Regions from separate parts of the Homo sapiens genome. Here region 2 is linked to region 1. Evidence: read pairs that join two places in POLR2A ChIA-PET (ENCODE). Cell type or tissue: OCI-LY7. All regions are shown on one strand. Each heading gives the region's core, and the rest is flanking DNA. Links, peaks and the distances in the headings are about the cores only.

Region 1 (5,370 bases), core at 278-5,277:
CCTTGGCCTCCCGAAGTGTTGGGATTACAGGCATGAGCCACTGCACCTGGCCTTGATTTCTCTATTTGAAAAAAATCAAACATTTGAATTGTTTTCCTGTAAAGCACAAATCACAGAATAAATGCTACAAAGCTAGAAGACTTTCTTGCGGATGATCCCACATGGGCTTTGGGAGCTGTGCCGGTCAGATGTGTAGGCCCAAGTAGGGGCTGGAATGAAGAAGCTCTGTCCAGGGGCTGATGGTTCCCTTCTTTTTGCAGAGATTCTAGACTTTGGCTACCCACAGAATTCCGAGACAGGCGCGCTGAAAACCTTCATCACGCAGCAGGGCATCAAGAGTCAGGTACTTGAATTGTGCAGACTATAGTCAGGGTGGAGTCCAATCTCCCTTCATCTCAGCTGGCCCCTGAGCCTTGTCTGAGCTGACTCATGAGCCCTCCCATGACAGGAAGTGCTGGCCTGAGCCTCCTGCCATGATTGCAGGCCGATTTTGCTCTGTGTGGTCCTCCCACTGCAGGAGCAGCCAATTCAGCATCTCTATTACCAGGAATACAGCTCAAGCAGTTTCCTTTTGCACTGAGGGGTGGGGGAGGAGGCCTGGTCTTGAGGCCTGGTATTCCTCAGGAGGAGCGAGCTTGGGCCCTCTCCTCTAGGATCCAAGCCTCATAGCTTTCTCCTCCTTTTCTGCCTCCCTTGCTGCTTCATGTGGGCACCTCGTTGGCCCTGCGGCCTCCAGCATCAGGTAAGCTCTTCCCTCAGCTTCCACCCTTGCAGCTTTGCTTTGTTTCTCCAGGCCCTGCCCTTTGGGGCTTATAGGGGAAAATGGATTACAGGTGGGGACTAGAAGGGATGGGGAATGAGGGTGGAGTGGGGATAGAGACAGGATGATTAAAGGGACAGAGGAGTGAGGCCATTGCTGTTTGTTTCTGCCCTCATGTAGACAAAAGAAGAGCAGTCACAGATCACCAGCCAGGTAACTGGGCAGATTGGCTGGCGGCGAGAGGGTATCAAGTATCGTCGGAATGAGCTCTTCCTGGATGTGCTGGAGAGTGTGAACCTGCTCATGTCCCCACAAGGTGAGGTCCCTCTCACGACAAAGTTGGAGGGGGCCCAGGGCAGGATCCTGGGCCTGCCTGCCTGACTCCGCTGCTCCCCATTTATCTGTTCCATCACCAGGGCAGGTGCTGAGTGCCCATGTGTCGGGCCGGGTGGTGATGAAGAGCTACCTGAGTGGCATGCCTGAATGCAAGTTTGGGATGAATGACAAGATTGTTATTGAAAAGCAGGGCAAAGGCACAGCTGATGAAACAAGCAAGAGGTGCCTGAGGCAGGAGAGCTGGTGGGAGAGGGTGTCCCTTGGAGGGCTCAGTGGGGTCTAGTGAACCACAAGTTTCTTCTGGATTTCATTCCCACTGTAATTGCAAACTCTGTTCCTGACGGTAAGCCTGGCTGTTCGCTCTTGACATTAGTGCTACGAGAGATGAGGGGATCGTCCTCAGAGAGCAAGCCCCTTTGTTTGGTCCCTAGGACCAAGGCCTTTTCTGTACATACTGACAGCCTCTGCCCAGTGTGCCTGAAACACCCAGGTCCCTAGCAGAAGGAGCCCCAAGAGATGAGCTTGCAAGGCTTCCCTCTCATCCCAAGCTCTGGGGCAGACCTCCGAGTCACAAAGCTGCATTCTAGCAGCTTTTCATAGTCTCTGGTGCCAGCCTGGGGTGGAGTGGTCTCCCAGCATGACAGCTGTCATTCTCCTGTACCAATGAGACCTCTTCTGCCCCTGCTTGCAGCGGGAAGCAATCAATTGCCATTGATGACTGCACCTTCCACCAGTGTGTGCGACTCAGCAAGTTTGACTCTGAACGCAGCATCAGCTTTATCCCGCCAGATGGAGAGTTTGAGCTTATGAGGTGCCATTGGGGTGTGAGGAGGCAGCTAGTGCTGCTGGCAGACTGGGGAGAGGAAGTGGGTCAGCTCTTTGGTAACCTTGCTTCCCATCCCTTAAGGTATCGCACAACCAAGGACATCATCCTTCCCTTCCGGGTGATCCCGCTAGTGCGAGAAGTGGGACGCACCAAACTGGAGGTCAAGGTGGTCATCAAGTCCAACTTTAAACCCTCACTGCTGGCTCAGAAGATCGAGGTGAGGACAGGGGGCTCAAGGAGGAGGAAGAACTTGTCCCTAGGAATAAAGGTAGCTGATGTCACAGCTTGACAGAGCTCCCTGACAGGTGTGTCACTTCTAGGTGAGGATCCCAACCCCACTGAACACAAGCGGGGTGCAGGTGATCTGCATGAAGGGGAAGGCCAAGTACAAGGCCAGCGAGAATGCCATCGTGTGGAAGTGAGTCTTTCCTTCATTAGGCCACAGCAGGGCTCAAGATCCCAGTATACCCTCTTGTTTTCAGCTTTGATCCTTCTGAATGAGGGGCAGGGGAGTGTGCCTGTTTGCTTTTCTAGGAGCCTCTGCTTGTACTGTCAGTCTTTATACCTCCATGTGAGTATGTACACGCCTGCATTTGGGTTCATGCACGTGCTTATTTTTTAAGATGCTTTGGCATTTCCCTTTGTAATGTATACATTACAAAGGGAATACATTGCCTTTGTAATGTATCTGTGAAGCAGACAAAGCAAACGATAGCATGTCCAAGTGTCTAGGCAGAAACTGCATCCTGTTGTTCTAAAGAAGTAGACCCAAGTTTCCATAGCAAGTGGTTAGCAGGGTCCTGACCACTTCTCCTTGTTCTGGCACCTCCTGCAAGCTCCTGGGCTCTCTCCTTGCTTGAAATGGGCAACTGCCCTTGAAACTCCTCCAAGCCCCAATGGGCTGCCCATTGTCCCTGTGTTCCCAGGATCAAGCGCATGGCAGGCATGAAGGAATCGCAGATCAGCGCAGAGATTGAGCTTCTGCCTACCAACGACAAGAAGAAATGGGCTCGACCCCCCATTTCCATGAACTTTGAGGTATGGCAGAGGAGGGGCCTAGAGTCATGCCAGGGTATGCTGGAAGACCTCTTAGAGATCATTCCGATAAACTGCTGCACCTTAGAGGTGAGGAAACTGAGGCCTAGAAAGAAGAACTGGCTTTAATTCATAGATCCATTCTTCCCCTTTCAAGCCTCTTAGTAGAAATTACTATTTGTGATGAGGCAAATCTTTTACTTCTCTCGGCTTGTCCTAACACAGTTCTTTCAAAAAACTTAGATTGTTTAAATGCCAGGTAAGACACAAAGTTTACTTACAGACAGGATAATGGGCTGACTTTGCTTTGCGCATGTTAGACATAATTTTCTCCACCTTATTTTTAAGTTCATAATATTGAGCAGGATAAGTATGTTCTAAAGCAGTTCTTTGGTTGCTGTCTCCTGCTGATTAAAGGAACTGATTCAAGGTGTCACAGGTAGGGCTTTCTTCTTTAGTCACCTCTTAGAAGGTCCCACGCCGCCCCAGCTTCTTTCAGGACCCCAGCCATACAAACACCTGTAGTAGCGATGAAGTAGGGCAGGGCAACGGGACTTCCCAGAGGAGAGCGGCTGTAAGAGGAAGGCCACATTTCTAACTAGCTCTCCTTGCCCAGGTGCCATTCGCGCCCTCTGGCCTCAAGGTGCGCTACTTGAAGGTGTTTGAACCGAAGCTGAACTACAGCGACCATGATGTCATCAAATGGGTGCGCTACATTGGCCGCAGTGGCATTTATGAAACTCGCTGCTAGCTGCCACTAGGCAGCTAGCCCACCTCCCCAGCCACCCTCCTCCACAGGTCCAGGTGCCGCTCCCTCCCCCACCACACATCAGTGTCTCCTCCCTCCTGCTTTGCTGCCTTCCCTTTGCACCAGCCCGAGTCTAGGTCTGGGCCAAGCACATTACAAGTGGGACCGGTGGAGCAGCCCCTGGGCTCCCTGGGCAGGGGAGTTCTGAGGCTCCTGCTCTCCCATCCACCTGTCTGTCCTGGCCTAATGCCAGGCTCTGAGTTCTGTGACCAAAGCCAGGTGGGTTCCCTTTCCTTCCCACCCCTGTGGCCACAGCTCTGGAGTGGGAGGGTTGGTTGCCCCTCACCTCAGAGCTCCCCCAAAGGCCAGTAATGGATCCCCGGCCTCAGTCCCTACTCTGCTTTGGGATAGTGTGAGCTTCATTTTGTACACGTGTGACTTCGTCCAGTTACAAACCCAATAAACTCTGTAGAGTGGAGTTGCTGGCTTAGTGTTGATGTGGGAGCTACATGGGGAGGGAACTGGTGTTGCTCTCCGTGCAGTTTTCTGTACTGAATACTCTAAAGGCTCTTTCCTTGTCTTGTCCCAGTTAGGCCCCTCCTGGGCCATCCAAGCCCTTATCCTTGTGGGTTCTGGGCCCAGGTTTCCTGGCTCCTCTTAGAAAGCCTCAAGGGCATGCAGCCGCAGCGGGCCCCAGTACCCTGGGGATAGATTCTTTCCCTAGCTCCTTTTTATTCCCCCTGGTCCTCGGACTCCTAGGCTCAAGAGATCTTACCTGCCCCAGCCTCTGGAGTAGCTGGGATCACAAGCACGCACCACCACAGCACCCAGCTCTTTCTCTAATTCTTAGGCAGATGTTTTCTAATTAGATTAAGCATAAATTAAGTGTGAAGTTTACATTTGGTCTTGTAGCCATCCTAAGAAATTGACCTTTTAATTCCATCATTTACCCAAGCTTCCCAAATCTTGCTGACTGGGTGGTAGGAGGAAAGATTTGCAAGGAGAATAACATAATGGACTGGGCGCGGTGGCTCACACTGTAATCCCAGCACTCTGGGAGGCCGAGACGGGTGGATCACCCGAGGTCCGGAATTCGAGACCAGCCTGACCAACATGGGGAAACCTCGTCTCTACTAAAATTACAAAATTAGCCGGGCGTGGTGGTGCATGCCGGTAATCCCAGCTATTCGGGGGCTGAGGCAGGAGAATCGCTCGAACCCAGGAGGTGGAGGCTGCGGTGAGCCAAGATCACGCCACTGTACTCCAGCCTGGGCAACAAGAGCGAAACTCCTTCTCAAATTAAAAAAAAAAAAAAAAAGAATATAATGAATCTCCATGTCTCATCACCCAGCTTCAACTATGATCAATGCGTGGCCAGTTCCTTAATATCACATCCAGTTTGTGTTCACTTAACCAGGTGTCTTATCAAATTTTTCCAGATAAGGTCCATTGTGGTTGGTTAATGCTCCTCAAATTTTAAAAATTGATGTTTCCCTTCAGGTCTTGCAATTTTGTGGAAGAAACCAGAGTTCTGTAGTTTACCACATCAGAATTTGCCTGTTGTCCCCATGAAGTCACTTAACATATTCCTCTTTACCTGTATTTCCTGTAAAATGGTTCAATATCGGGATTGATGCCTCATGATGGCAATGTTTAATCCAAAGG
Region 2 (5,370 bases), core at 155-5,154, 180 kb before region 1:
CTTGGAGCCATTGAGTGAGGGGAGAGAACAGACTTTATTCCATGAGATCTAGAGATTCCCAGCACTGCCTACCTACTAGAATCACCAGAGGAGTTTTAAAACAATACCAATGTCTGGGTTCTATCCCAGAGACTGATTTAATTGGTCTGGAATAGGACCCCAACACTGGTATTTGTTGAACATTCTTCAAGTGATTTTAACATTCAGCCTGGCCTGAAAACCACTGATTTAGAGAGTTGTGAATATTGGTCTTTTGCATTTGACAAAATCCCTTCAACAAGATTTTCAGGCTTTAGCTAAAAAAAAAAAAAAAGGCCAGGTACAGTGGCTCACACCTATAATCCCAGCACTTTGGGAGGCCCAGGCAGGTGGATCACTTGAGGTCAGGACTCGAGACCAGCCTGGCCAACATGGTGAAATCCTGTCTCTACTAAAAATGCAAAAATTAGCCAGGCATGGTGGTGCACACCTGTAATCCCAGGTACTTGGGAGACTGAGGGCAGGAGAATTGCTTGAACCTAGAAGGCAGAGGTTGCAGTGAGCCAAGACCATGCCACTGCACTCCAGCCTGGGTGACAGAGACTCCGTCTCAAAAAAAAAAAAAAAAAAAAAGGCCAAAATATAATTTGTAAATGAAACTTCCTCCAGTGCCTAACACAATGTGTGTTAAATGCTTAGTACAAGGCTTTCTGGGTTCCATCATGTGACCACCATACTGCAGAGCAGACCAGAACTGCTGATCACCGTGAGAAGCAAACACAAAGGTCAGGGGCTGAGTGGTTTGGCTATTTTTCTACTGTGAGACACAACATTTAAGAAAACTAAGTGACTGCTCAATATCATACCTGCATAATACCAAAGAAAAGTAAACAGAAGGTTGTCAAGTTAACAGGATTCTTAAAAAAGCCAAACAATTATAAGCATTTATTGTAACCCATTCTGTGTAGTTTATCTCTAAAAGCCTGAGTGTGTCTATTTCCACCACATAAATATAGATTTCATAATAACATACAAATCCTTTTTAGCGAGATTTGCTTTTGAAAACATATCCTGAACCCTCAGGTCAGGTACAGCTGTCAGTGTCGTGGCGTCTCCTGGGTGGTTCCATGCTCTTTTCAGCAGCCCAGCACACTGGGCCAGAGACAGGCAACAGAGCCATCATGCTTCAAAGAGGAGCCAAGTGCTGTATTCTGAGCCACCGAATTCCAGAAAGAACATCCTTGGGAAGCTCACCCAGCCCCAGCATAGTCTGCCTAGTAAGTGTCTCTCCTGGGCCTCACCTACAGAGAGGTGAGGCTAAATGGGGACTGGGCAAGACGGCCTTTGAGGTTCCATCCATCTTTTAAAGTACACATGTCAGTCTTGCTTTCTACCTCCATGAGCAGGCTTTGGTAAGTGGAAGTTCTCATCTGATATCTAGTAACAATTGATTCTTTGAACAGCTAATTCATAAAATAATCTTAAATAGTTAAAACATATATAACATCTAATTATCTAAATAGGCTAACTCCTTAAAAGGGGGGCAGGGAGGAAAAGGATAAATTTAATTCTGCTCATTAGTGGACTTCAGTGCACCAAATTAACTTCACATTAGTCTGTGAGTTTAATAATGACAGGTTTAACCATTGCAAAGCCTTCTGGAGTCCCTGTTTCTTTGCGTTGACCTTTTTATTTTTGACTAAAAGAGAGGGAAAAACGGTAAGACATTAAAAAAAGCATGAACAGGGAGGGGGGAGGGATAGCATTAGGAGATATACCTAATGTAAATGACGAGTTAATGGGTGCAGCCCACCACCATGGCACACGTATACATATGTAACAAACCTGCACGTTGTGTACATGTACCCTAGAACTTAAAGTATAATAATAACTAAAAAAAAGAAAGCATTAACGGAAACCCACCTAACTGTGGAAACAATATTTCATTGAAAAAGTTTTCATTAACCATTTGTAACTTCCAAGTTATCTTAACCAAATAAAGATTTAGGTACTTAAAAAAAAAAAAAACAGGAAGCTAATTCCAACACTTTTCTTCCCCTTTGACAGAAAGTTCCTTTAACTCATGCCAACAGGCTATATTTATTTCCCTTAAGCAGCACTTCCTAGGAAAGCCGCGGCAGTCTTGCAGCAAACGGCATAAGAGAGCTGATGATCCCGGCAGCAGCCCAACCTCAAGAGCCCCAGCGAGCTGTCAATGCAGTTACCAAGCATGAGAGCCACCTGGGCTCCACACCAATCGCACACTGTTGTTACCTCAGCCGGAGATCTCTGGGCTGCTATTGGAGACCAACACCTGGCACCAGACCAGATACGGTGTCACACCCAGCAGCGCCTAAGAGACTACTGTGCCTCATAAAGCTTTATGGATGCCTACAGGGAGAGAAGAAAAAAAAAAAAAAAAAAAGGCAGGTATTCTTACTTATCTTAACCCTGTCCAGAAAATCTGCTGAGTCACCGAGTATCAATCAAGAGAAAAATAATGCAGAGCTGCAAAATGCTAATCTCCTTCCTCCTGCTCTCCTTCCTAACAGCAAGCCGACTCACAGGTAATACTCTTGACTTGGAAAACACAAGGGCATAGACAAATTCACACGTCCTTAGTCTGTAAAGAAAAGCTTTCAGGAGCAAACTCTAAAAGTACAATGTACTAGACAAAACTATTTTATGAAAACAATGGCTGTCTCTGGGTAGAGGAATTAAGGGTGGTTACTTTTTTTCTACAACTTTACACACTTTGTACATTTTCTATAATGAGCCCATATTTCTTTCCTAACAATACATCTTCGAATCATTTCTGGTAAGAGATTAGACCCACATCTTTGATCCCTAAGATACAACTTGAGCTCACCAAAATATTTCAAAGCATTAATTATGAAAACTCCAACCAAGATTAAAGGGTCAGCCTACCACAGAACTAAGGAAATACTAAGTAAGAGCCCTGGATTTTATGAATACTTGCTTTGTTACCTTTCCTAGACACAGGATATTCTAATTTGGTAGGAAGAAAATCCCACCAATGACACACTTTTGAGAGAAGGGGAAAAAATAACTAAAGTTCATGTGCCAGTAATAATGGTACATGAACTTTAGTTTACTTCTGCTTTTTTTTTTTTTTTTTTTTTTTTGAGACAGAGTCTTGCTGTTCCCCAGGCTGGAGTGCAGTGGTGCGATCTCGGCTCACTGCAAACTCTGGCTCCCGGGTTCAAGCGATTCTCCTGCCTCAGTCTCCCGAGTAGCTGGGACTACAGGTGCATGCCACCATGCCCAGCTAATTTTTTGTATTTTTAGTAGAGGCAGGGTTTCACCATGTTAGCCAGGATGGTCTCAATCTCCTGACCTTGTGATCTGCCCGCCTCGGCCTCCCAAAGTGCTGAGATTACAGGCGTGAGCCACCACGCCCGGCCCACTTCTGCTTATTTTTCCATTCTTCCTTCTTTCCCAGATTAGACATGCTAATGAAAAACAAGGCACCCTTACCTTTGCCTGAGAGCACTAAGAAAACAAACCACCACCACAATAAAATAAAGCTCATAAAAGCATCTGACAAGCTTTGTCTTGCTTTTGCTTAAATATTAATTTAAAGCAATTAAAATCCAAACTCCTTGGCTTATTATTCAAGAACACACATGCCCAGGCGCAGTGGCTCACACCTGTAATCCCAGCACTTTGAGAGGCTGAGGCGGAGGGATCACCTGAGGTCAGGAGTTCAAGACCAGCCTGGCTAACATGGTGAAACCCCATCTCTACTAAAAATACAAACAATTAGCTGGGTGTGGTTGCATGTGCCTGTAATCCCAGCTACTTGGGAGACTGAGAGAGGAGAATCGCTTGAACTTGGGAGGCGGAGGTTGCAGTGAGCCAAGATCGCACCACTGCCCTCTAGCCTGGGCTACAGAGTGAGACTCTACCTCAAAAACAAAAAACAAAAAACAAAAAAACCCCACACATAATGTGAAATTCACTGAGGTATTGCACTATAGCTAAGACTTCACACATTTGATGCTCAATACCAACAAGGACTAGGTATCCCTATCCCACAACTCTTTCTTTTGCCTGGCAAGTTCTTCATTTCTCCAAATTCTATCCATTCCTCAAGTTTCCAGCCAAATGATACCTCCTCCTAAAGAGTTCCCTGAGAGAGAAGCACTTTCTCCTTTTACTAATTCCCACAGCATCTAAATTACAGTCATCTATGTAGAGTACGTGTTGTGAGTTTAAGCTTCTATTGGTGGACAAGCAGGCCCAGCACCAATTTATCTTTATCTGCACCAGACCACTCGGTTCAGTGCTGTGCATGCATCTTGAAGAGTGTTCAAATATTTGCTAAATTTAAAAAAATGAATAAACACTGACTGCATCTTAAAAAAAAATCAGGGCTCGTGGAGTCATATGATCTACATGTGCATATATAAATAGGATTAAAAAAAGGAACCATGCCTGAATAATCATGCCTCAGGCAAAGGAACAGTGTTTAGGAGCAGCCTAGGTATAAAACTTCATGTTAGCTGAAGTAACGCCAGCCTAATGCCAGCCAAAGTTAGTACTCAGGCTCAAAGAACTAACAGCAACAGAAACCACCACTTTATTAACACTTCAGGATTAAAGGATGCCTGCTAAGCCTCAAATTGTGTGTGGCCACAAGCATTAACATTACAGTCCCGAAGAAAGTGGGTAGATGTGCGAATGCTTTATTTCAACCCTAATTATTTCTAAGCATACGTGAGAAATTATAAATATTTGAAGATGTGACTAATAGAGCAATTTTTCCAAGTCATATTCCAAAAGAATGATTTGGTCACAATACTGAGAAATGGGCAAACCATGTAATCTGCATCTTCACTTACACCTTGAAGAAGAAAAGCACTGGCCTGCTCAAAGTCAGAACTTATTCTTTGGTGCTTTGCTTCTGACTTCTGTTTGACACCATTTCTTTTCTTTCTTTCTTTATTTTTTTTTGGTGAGACAGGGTCTCGCTCTGTCACGCAGGGTGGAGTGCAGTGGCACAATCACAGCTTACTGTAGCCTGGACCTCCTGGGCTCAAGTGATCCTCCCACCTCAGCCTCCCAAGTAGCTGGGACTACAGGCACAAACCCCTGTGCCCAGCTAATTTATTTTTATTTTTATTTTTTTGTAGAGACAGGTCTCACCATGATGCCCAGGTTGGTCTTGCACTCCCAGGCTCAAGCGAGCCTCCTCCCTCGGCCTCCCACAGTGCTGGGACTACAGGCGTGAGGCACCAGCAGCACAGGTCTCCTGCTTCTCGGTTAATTCCACGTGTTAAAGGCTAATAGTGCTGAATGAAACCTTGCTTTCCACATAAGAGCCATAGATGTATCCTTATCTTTTGTTACTTAGAGGCTTTTTTGTTG

What was found. Peaks named below come from ENCODE experiments on the same cell type or tissue, not always from the same donor. Only the 100,000 strongest peaks of a DNase experiment are listed, where the experiment ranks them.
Region 2: POLR2A ChIA-PET joins it to region 1 with 23 read pairs; 8 of 35 experiments call an interaction of 5 or more read pairs at or near these places.

What each region holds. Positions count from the first base shown.
Region 1 is chr3:184,179,909-184,185,278 of GRCh38, forward strand. AP2M1 (adaptor related protein complex 2 subunit mu 1) reads left to right here. Exons shown (of 12, transcript NM_004068.4): 4 at 261-343; 5 at 737-742; 6 at 941-1,076; 7 at 1,177-1,318; 8 at 1,788-1,907; 9 at 2,004-2,139; 10 at 2,243-2,340; 11 at 2,849-2,960; 12 at 3,574-4,183. The coding sequence ends at 3,708. Among named protein-coding and RNA genes, the nearest start is that of ABCF3, 3.6 kb to the right of the region's middle. RefSeq lists enhancers at 3,276-3,790, 5,084-5,370. In OCI-LY7, for the core only: no CTCF peak of the experiment used is centred there; no DNase peak of the experiment used is centred there; H3K4me3 peaks cover 35 bases.
Region 2 is chr3:184,003,916-184,009,285 of GRCh38, forward strand. All of the region lies in intron 2 of ABCC5 (ATP binding cassette subfamily C member 5), which reads right to left. It overlaps ABCC5-AS1 (ABCC5 antisense RNA 1), which reads left to right and starts at 2,423. Exons shown (of 3, transcript NR_046570.1): 1 at 2,423-2,546. LOC124909468 (a long non-coding RNA gene) reads right to left here. Exons shown (of 2, transcript XR_007096191.1): 2 at 4,560-5,370. RefSeq lists a silencer at 3,102-3,151. In OCI-LY7, for the core only: a CTCF peak has its summit at 4,027; DNase peaks (open chromatin) are centred at 2,266 and 3,036; H3K4me3 peaks cover 783 bases; H3K27ac peaks cover 1,762 bases.